Regions from separate parts of the Mus musculus genome. Here region 2 is linked to region 1. A link is a loop called in an ENCODE intact Hi-C map of the cell type or tissue named here. Cell type or tissue: left cerebral cortex. All regions are shown on one strand. Links, peaks and the distances in the headings refer to the core of each region. The heading gives the core; the rest is flanking DNA.

What was found. Hi-C counts contacts between places; a loop is a spot of excess contacts. Peaks named below come from ENCODE experiments on the same cell type or tissue, not always from the same donor. Only the 100,000 strongest peaks of a DNase experiment are listed, where the experiment ranks them.
Region 2: a loop joins it to region 1, with 4 times the contacts of the local background. A loop is called at or near these places in 3 of 42 quality-filtered maps.

Annotation. Positions count from the first base shown.
Region 1 is chr14:64,452,418-64,455,333 of GRCm38, reverse strand. It overlaps a transcript of Msra not described here. Among named protein-coding and RNA genes, the nearest start is that of Msra, 13 kb to the right of the region's middle. In left cerebral cortex, for the core only: a CTCF peak has its summit at 1,340 (motif pointing right); a DNase peak (open chromatin) is centred at 1,312; H3K27ac peaks cover 2,404 bases.
Region 2 is chr14:64,581,975-64,584,890 of GRCm38, reverse strand. No RefSeq gene overlaps it. Among named protein-coding and RNA genes, the nearest start is that of Mir124a-1hg, 4.7 kb to the left of the region's middle. In left cerebral cortex, for the core only: a CTCF peak has its summit at 1,557; DNase peaks (open chromatin) are centred at 463 and 1,771; H3K27ac peaks cover 2,318 bases.

The DNA of each region.
Region 1 (2,916 bases), core at 245-2,744:
TACCCTAGCAGGCTTTCTACGTCTTTTTCTGCATCCTTTCAATGCAGTATCTGCTTCTAACAATTATGACATTATACTATGGTCCTAATTTAAAGTTGCTTAGTGGCTCCATTTCTAGTGGGACATCCTTGAGCATGTCAGCCACCCACAGTCCCTGGAGTCACAAAGCCCTTGACTATTTGTTGTTGTTGTTGTTTGTAACCTCACTACAGGGCCCAGGCTGGCCTCAAACTGCTGATCCTCCTGCCTCTGCTTCCCAGGTGCTGGGATTACAGGCATGTGCCACCCCTCTGGCTCCTGTCTAACTTTGCAGCCAGCCATGGCTTTATTGCATTCTTCCTGCCTGATGTGGTTCCTGAAGCTACTAAGTGGATTTTGCTTTGTTATACTTTATCCTTATGTTTGCCTGTGTGATATTAACTAAGTCTCTCCTGTTCTAGGCTGTGGAAGTCTATCTGCTGTTCTGAAATGGCCTCAGGCTTCAAGCCTTTCAGAGCCTCCTTGGCCTTCCCAAGGCTGGAATGACTTCTCTCTCTGGGAGACAACACTCCATTCTGTAGGGGTGACGTCTGTAGGTAAGACTCCATTCTGTGTCCCCTGTCTTGTCCTCTGGCCTCTGAACATTTGGCTAAGTTAGATCTGCCCCTGCGAGCTTGTTTATTGACACAAGAGTCCTTGGTCTCCCAGACATGACTCAGTTCAGGGGCATCATCGTGACCTTGAGGGTTAAGCGTTACACAGAGATGTAAATATTTTTGGCTTTGTGGAAGGTCAGGAAGGTGGGATGTCAGTGTGTACAACACACTTGCAGTTCGGTTGTCTTACGAGCTGATTCTAAAAGAGAAAGTCTATTCTGGTGTATGCTGCATGTTCCTCGGAGGAGACAGCCATAGGTGTCGAGTGTGGGGTGAAAGAGATGCAGCTGGCAGATTTCCCATCTCGACCAAGGCACATACATACAGTCTCACCATCACCGAGCATAGCTGCTTTTGTCGTCATTTGGACTGTGCTTCCTGAGTACACAGGTCTCCTCATGCTAGTGTTTTATAACCCCGACACGGAGGCACACTCCTGGAACACTCGGTACGGTTTGCCTCAGTTCATGAATAGAATACACTCACAGGCTTTCACTCATCCCATTACCAATGGTCTTTGCTATGTTGTTCTTATTTAAAGTGTCCCTGAGATTAGAACCACTAAGATTTCTCTTGGAATTTTAATACCTATGCATTCCTTGGGTACCAGTTCATCAAAACAAACCCTGTAAGAGATGGCCCTGTAAAGGCAGAACCCGCATTGGGCATGTCTGCTGAATAGATGATGTAGTTACAGGTGGGAGCCACCAGATGGCTTAAGGAAGTGAATTTATCTCCAACCGAGACAGCTTAGAAATCTGGGACTTTAAAAAGCAGCGACTGGAGAACAATCGAAAGGTTCTCTTTAACGAACCTCTAATAACCAACAGCAACTCCTCATTATCACCTGACGTCGGCGATGGGTTTAGACAGATTTTTTTTTTTTTTTTTACTGAAAACACTTTTTTTTTTTTTTTGGTTAACCTTCTAACGTCTCCATGCTTTAAGAATTACAGAATAATCACTGAAACTCAATTTAATTCCACAAATATTTGTTGAGCGCTTAAGTCTCAATTAAGCTTTCTGAGCGGCTTGTGGAAACATAATGCTACCCGAAACTCAGCTTGCTAGACATGGAGAAATGTATGGAAGACGCAAGGCAGAGATGGATTTTTCTCTCTTTGTGCTCCTGAAGGAAGATCACCGTTTGAAGAAGTGCTGGTGGAAAGACAATTGTGGTCTAGAAAATTCCTGCAGATAATTTATAGGTGACATAAGTAAGATTAAACTGAACACTGTAAGTAACCACAATATTTATCAACTAAGCTGTGCTTTATCTTGCATATACCAAAACCAGAGTTGAAGTTATTTGGTTAAGAAGTCACTGTGGTCATTTGAAAATAAGCCTAAATGCACTGTCATCTGGAAAGAGACAAACCATTGGTAGATGGCGTTCAAATGGTTGTTTTCTTCTTTACCTTGAATATTTGGTGTCATGTAAAGTGTTTGAGATATGCCCATTTAAGGAAAACTTATTTGGCTATGTAAGGACTTACACATAAGCCTGGTTAACAGTAATTCCGTCCCTGTGGGCACGCTGAGAGGCCGGGAGCGGATGCTGGATATCTGTTTTATCACTGTCTGCCATATTCCTTTGAGAGAAGATTTCTCACCGAGCCAGTAGGCACAAGCCGAATTGCTCCCCTGTCTCCACCCACTACAGTGCTGGGGCTATAGCTGTATGTGAAGGCCATGCCCATCTCCTTAGGTAGAAGCTGAGGATTTGAACTCAGGTTGTCATGTTTGCATAACAAACACTGTTTAAGTGGAATTATGCATATTAAGGTAGTCCTTTACAACTCTTCAATATCAGATCTTTTAAAAACTTGAAGCAAGCCTGGCGGGATAGCATACTCCAACAATCTTAGCACTCAAGAGGCGAAGGTCAGAGGGTCAAGAGTTCCAGGCCAGCCTGGGCTACCTGCAAAGATCCTAACTGAGGGAAGCAAAGAAAAACAAGTTGAATCAGGTAGAAGGAAAATCAGAAAAGGGTCTTTCATAAAGCTGAGAGCATAACATGTCCTGTAATTATTGCTATATCAGCTTAGAAATATGTGTTTGCTAATGAGAACTGAGCATAACAAACTCCCTGAAACAGAGCACCGGATCCCCTTTGAAACGTAAACTAAAATTGGACAATTAACTACTTAAAGCATTGATTTCATCTGAAGTGATAAGAATTTTTGATAAACCTGAAGTGGAAATTTGATCTTTCCCTTCCAGCTTCGAGGAAACTAACACGATGAAGATTAGCAAGGTCGGATGGCCTGTGGGGCTGCAA
Region 2 (2,916 bases), core at 251-2,750, 130 kb before region 1:
GAGGAGTCATTTATCCTGTGGCAGAAAATTTTTAAATGGCTTTAAAAAAATGTCCTGAAATAGAATATTCTATCGTCACCTTCTAGTTTTGGAATACAAAACTCTATCCTTAGTGAAATATTCAGACAAATAAGCTAAGTTTGTTCTTACTTATCTACCTGTATTTCTGATACCAGTTTTCTTCAGGCCTTTCCAGTAATGTTGAAGGAGGGAGGGAGGAGAGGAAGAGAGAGAGAGAGAGAGAGAGAGAGAGAGAGAGAGAGAGAGAGAGAGAGAGAGAGAGAGAGAGAATCAAGGTTTATAAAATCATCATTCAAAGTCATCCAACTCTATTTTGGAAGATCGTTTCTACAGTGAGCCTCCCTCGTTTGCAAGGTTTATATCAATTTCAGCAGATTCAGAAGTGTGTGCTTTCTGTGAACGTCAGTTCACATCTTTGGAAATAACTGCAGATACTTCTGCAGTTACCTTGTCTTTCCAAAAACAAAACACAGCAGAAAACAGATTTGGAGGTGGCATTTGGACTGCTAATGATAGAACCTGGGAGCTGCCTGACTCTTCCTGATGCACATGAAAGAAAAAAATCAAGGCCCAGAGAGATGGAAAAAATCCCTTCTAGAACCGCGAGGCTGATTCCTAGTAAAGGACAAAACCTGGGTCATTTTTGTTGTTATTGTTGTCGCATATTTTCTTCTATATCATATTTGTACTTTCATATTTTTCTTATGATTTTTTTTTGCCAAATAAAGGAAGTAAGTAGCTTAGGGTAACATTAGTCTAAAGCAATGTATGCTATTTTTCAAGGTTACTGGCAAAGAAGACTGTGCAGGTTTTCCAACATATAGAAATGATAAAATTCTGAGGACCTGGAGTTACTAATTACTCTGAATTAATAGTTGCCCATTGTGAATGTATGTTGAATTACCACAGGCTATCCTATGACTAGGCACAGTGACCATTAAAATAAGCAAACAAAAACATTTACGGAAAGCTAAAAGAAGTAGCCTGCTCTGTTTGTCTTGTTTGGTTCGTTTTGCTTAGAGTGAATTTTGAGATGCTCCTACGTACATTTCTCTAGTTTGATCTGTATTTCGGGACATGTTTAGAAAAAAAATACACAGAGCCAGCTTGTGTGTGTTGAGGGGAGAGAGCTTGGGGACAGTTCAGGGACTTTGACCCAGTGCACTAAGTCTATAACGTGTTCAGGAAGTAATCACATTAAAGCTGGCATAAGCATTTCTGAGGAAGGACCCACAAAGCGTGAGCTCCCACAGTCAGCACCCTTCCATACTCATTTTGAGTGAAGAATGAGGAAGGCCCTTGAAGAGGGTCTTTGGTGCAAGTTTCCTTTATCAGATGGCAGTCACTAGTCAATTTATTTTGCTTCTGTTTTATCTGACAAATTATTCATAGTGTACAACCCCCCTAATCTTTAAAGAAAGCCAAAAGGAAAGCAAACCACGGCTTGCTGGAGGACACCCAGCCCCCCATTTTCTTTTGCAACATGGGGAGATGATTTGCAAAGTCCTTGTCCTCACCTGGGTTGTAGGAGCCTGTTCCAGCCAGTAGGCTGGAAGATAGCATCTCTCTTTTAAAGATCTGTCTGGCAAATCCTGCTCAGGTCTTAAAAAGCAGAACAAGGAAAGCTTAAAGTCTACGTGTGTTTAAATGTAATTCATCTGATGGCACAGCCTTCTTTATTTTTGATGACTCTGTGGGTCAGGTAATGGTCCCTTCAGCAGGTGAGAGTATCTCTATTCCCCTTGGAACGTTCCAGTCCAGTGTAACTGGGCCTCCTGTGCCTTCTAAGCAGATTGACTGGAGCCTACTGCAGATTTAAAAGCCATCCCATCTTCCCATCGCTCTATGCTGACCTAGATTGCAGGATGAAGGCTAATGATTCATTTGCAATGCTTATGGTGGGCAGCTACTGCAGGCTTCCCCTCCCCCTCGCTCCCAAAGAAACCCTGTTCTCCTTATCATCTGATAGTACCACAAATAAATATTTTTGTTCAATTGCTACATAGGGCATGAGATTATTTCCTAATGAATTATATGCCTCGGGAGAGGAACCATAGCTCACTAGTGCTTCGGGCAATTTTTAGCATGTGTCAGATTGTGTTTGCATTGGAGAATTTTTTTTAAGGTAATCTCTTGTTTTTCTTTTCGTCTTTGTGCAGAGTTATAACATTCAACATACTTTAGGTCTAGAAGACCCTTGCTTGTGTTTAAGAGTCTAACAGGAACATGAAACTGTTTATATGCGCAGAAGGGGACAGAGGGGTGGGGGAATCTCATGATCATATTCATGTGCCAGATATTGTTTTAATAGGAACCGGACAAGGCCTTCACCGAATTTCATTTAGAGGCAGCCACCATGCACAATAAATTATAAAATCAGTGCATTAGCCCTGAAAAAAAAAGGCTCTGACTGATAACGAGGGACCAATTGGTGTGTTCATTAAATATACAGATTTGAAGCAGAATTAGTAGAAACGACGGGAATAGAAATCTTGTCAATCATAGGTGAGACGGGTGACAAGTTCGAAGGGGGGAAAAAGCCTGCTTCAGATGTGATTCATATCTTGTAGGATTGTGTCTGAGGATGATTTAAATAAATTTGGACATTAGGTAGTGACAAGAAGAAAATGAAAAATAACATCCAATTGGACAAAAAGACTGCTAGGCCTCTGGGAATGAAGAGAGAGAGAGAGAGAGAGAGAGAGAGAGAGAGAGAGAGAGAGAGAGAGAGAGAGAGAGAGGGAGGAACAGGGAAGAAGGGTGAAGGGGGGTCGTTGGAGGATTGCTTTTTATAATGAATGAATGAATGAATAGATGAAATCTAGAATATTTATTTCCCAGTAGCCAGCACTCAGGAGACACTTAACCATTGTTCATAAAATAAAATCACTGTCC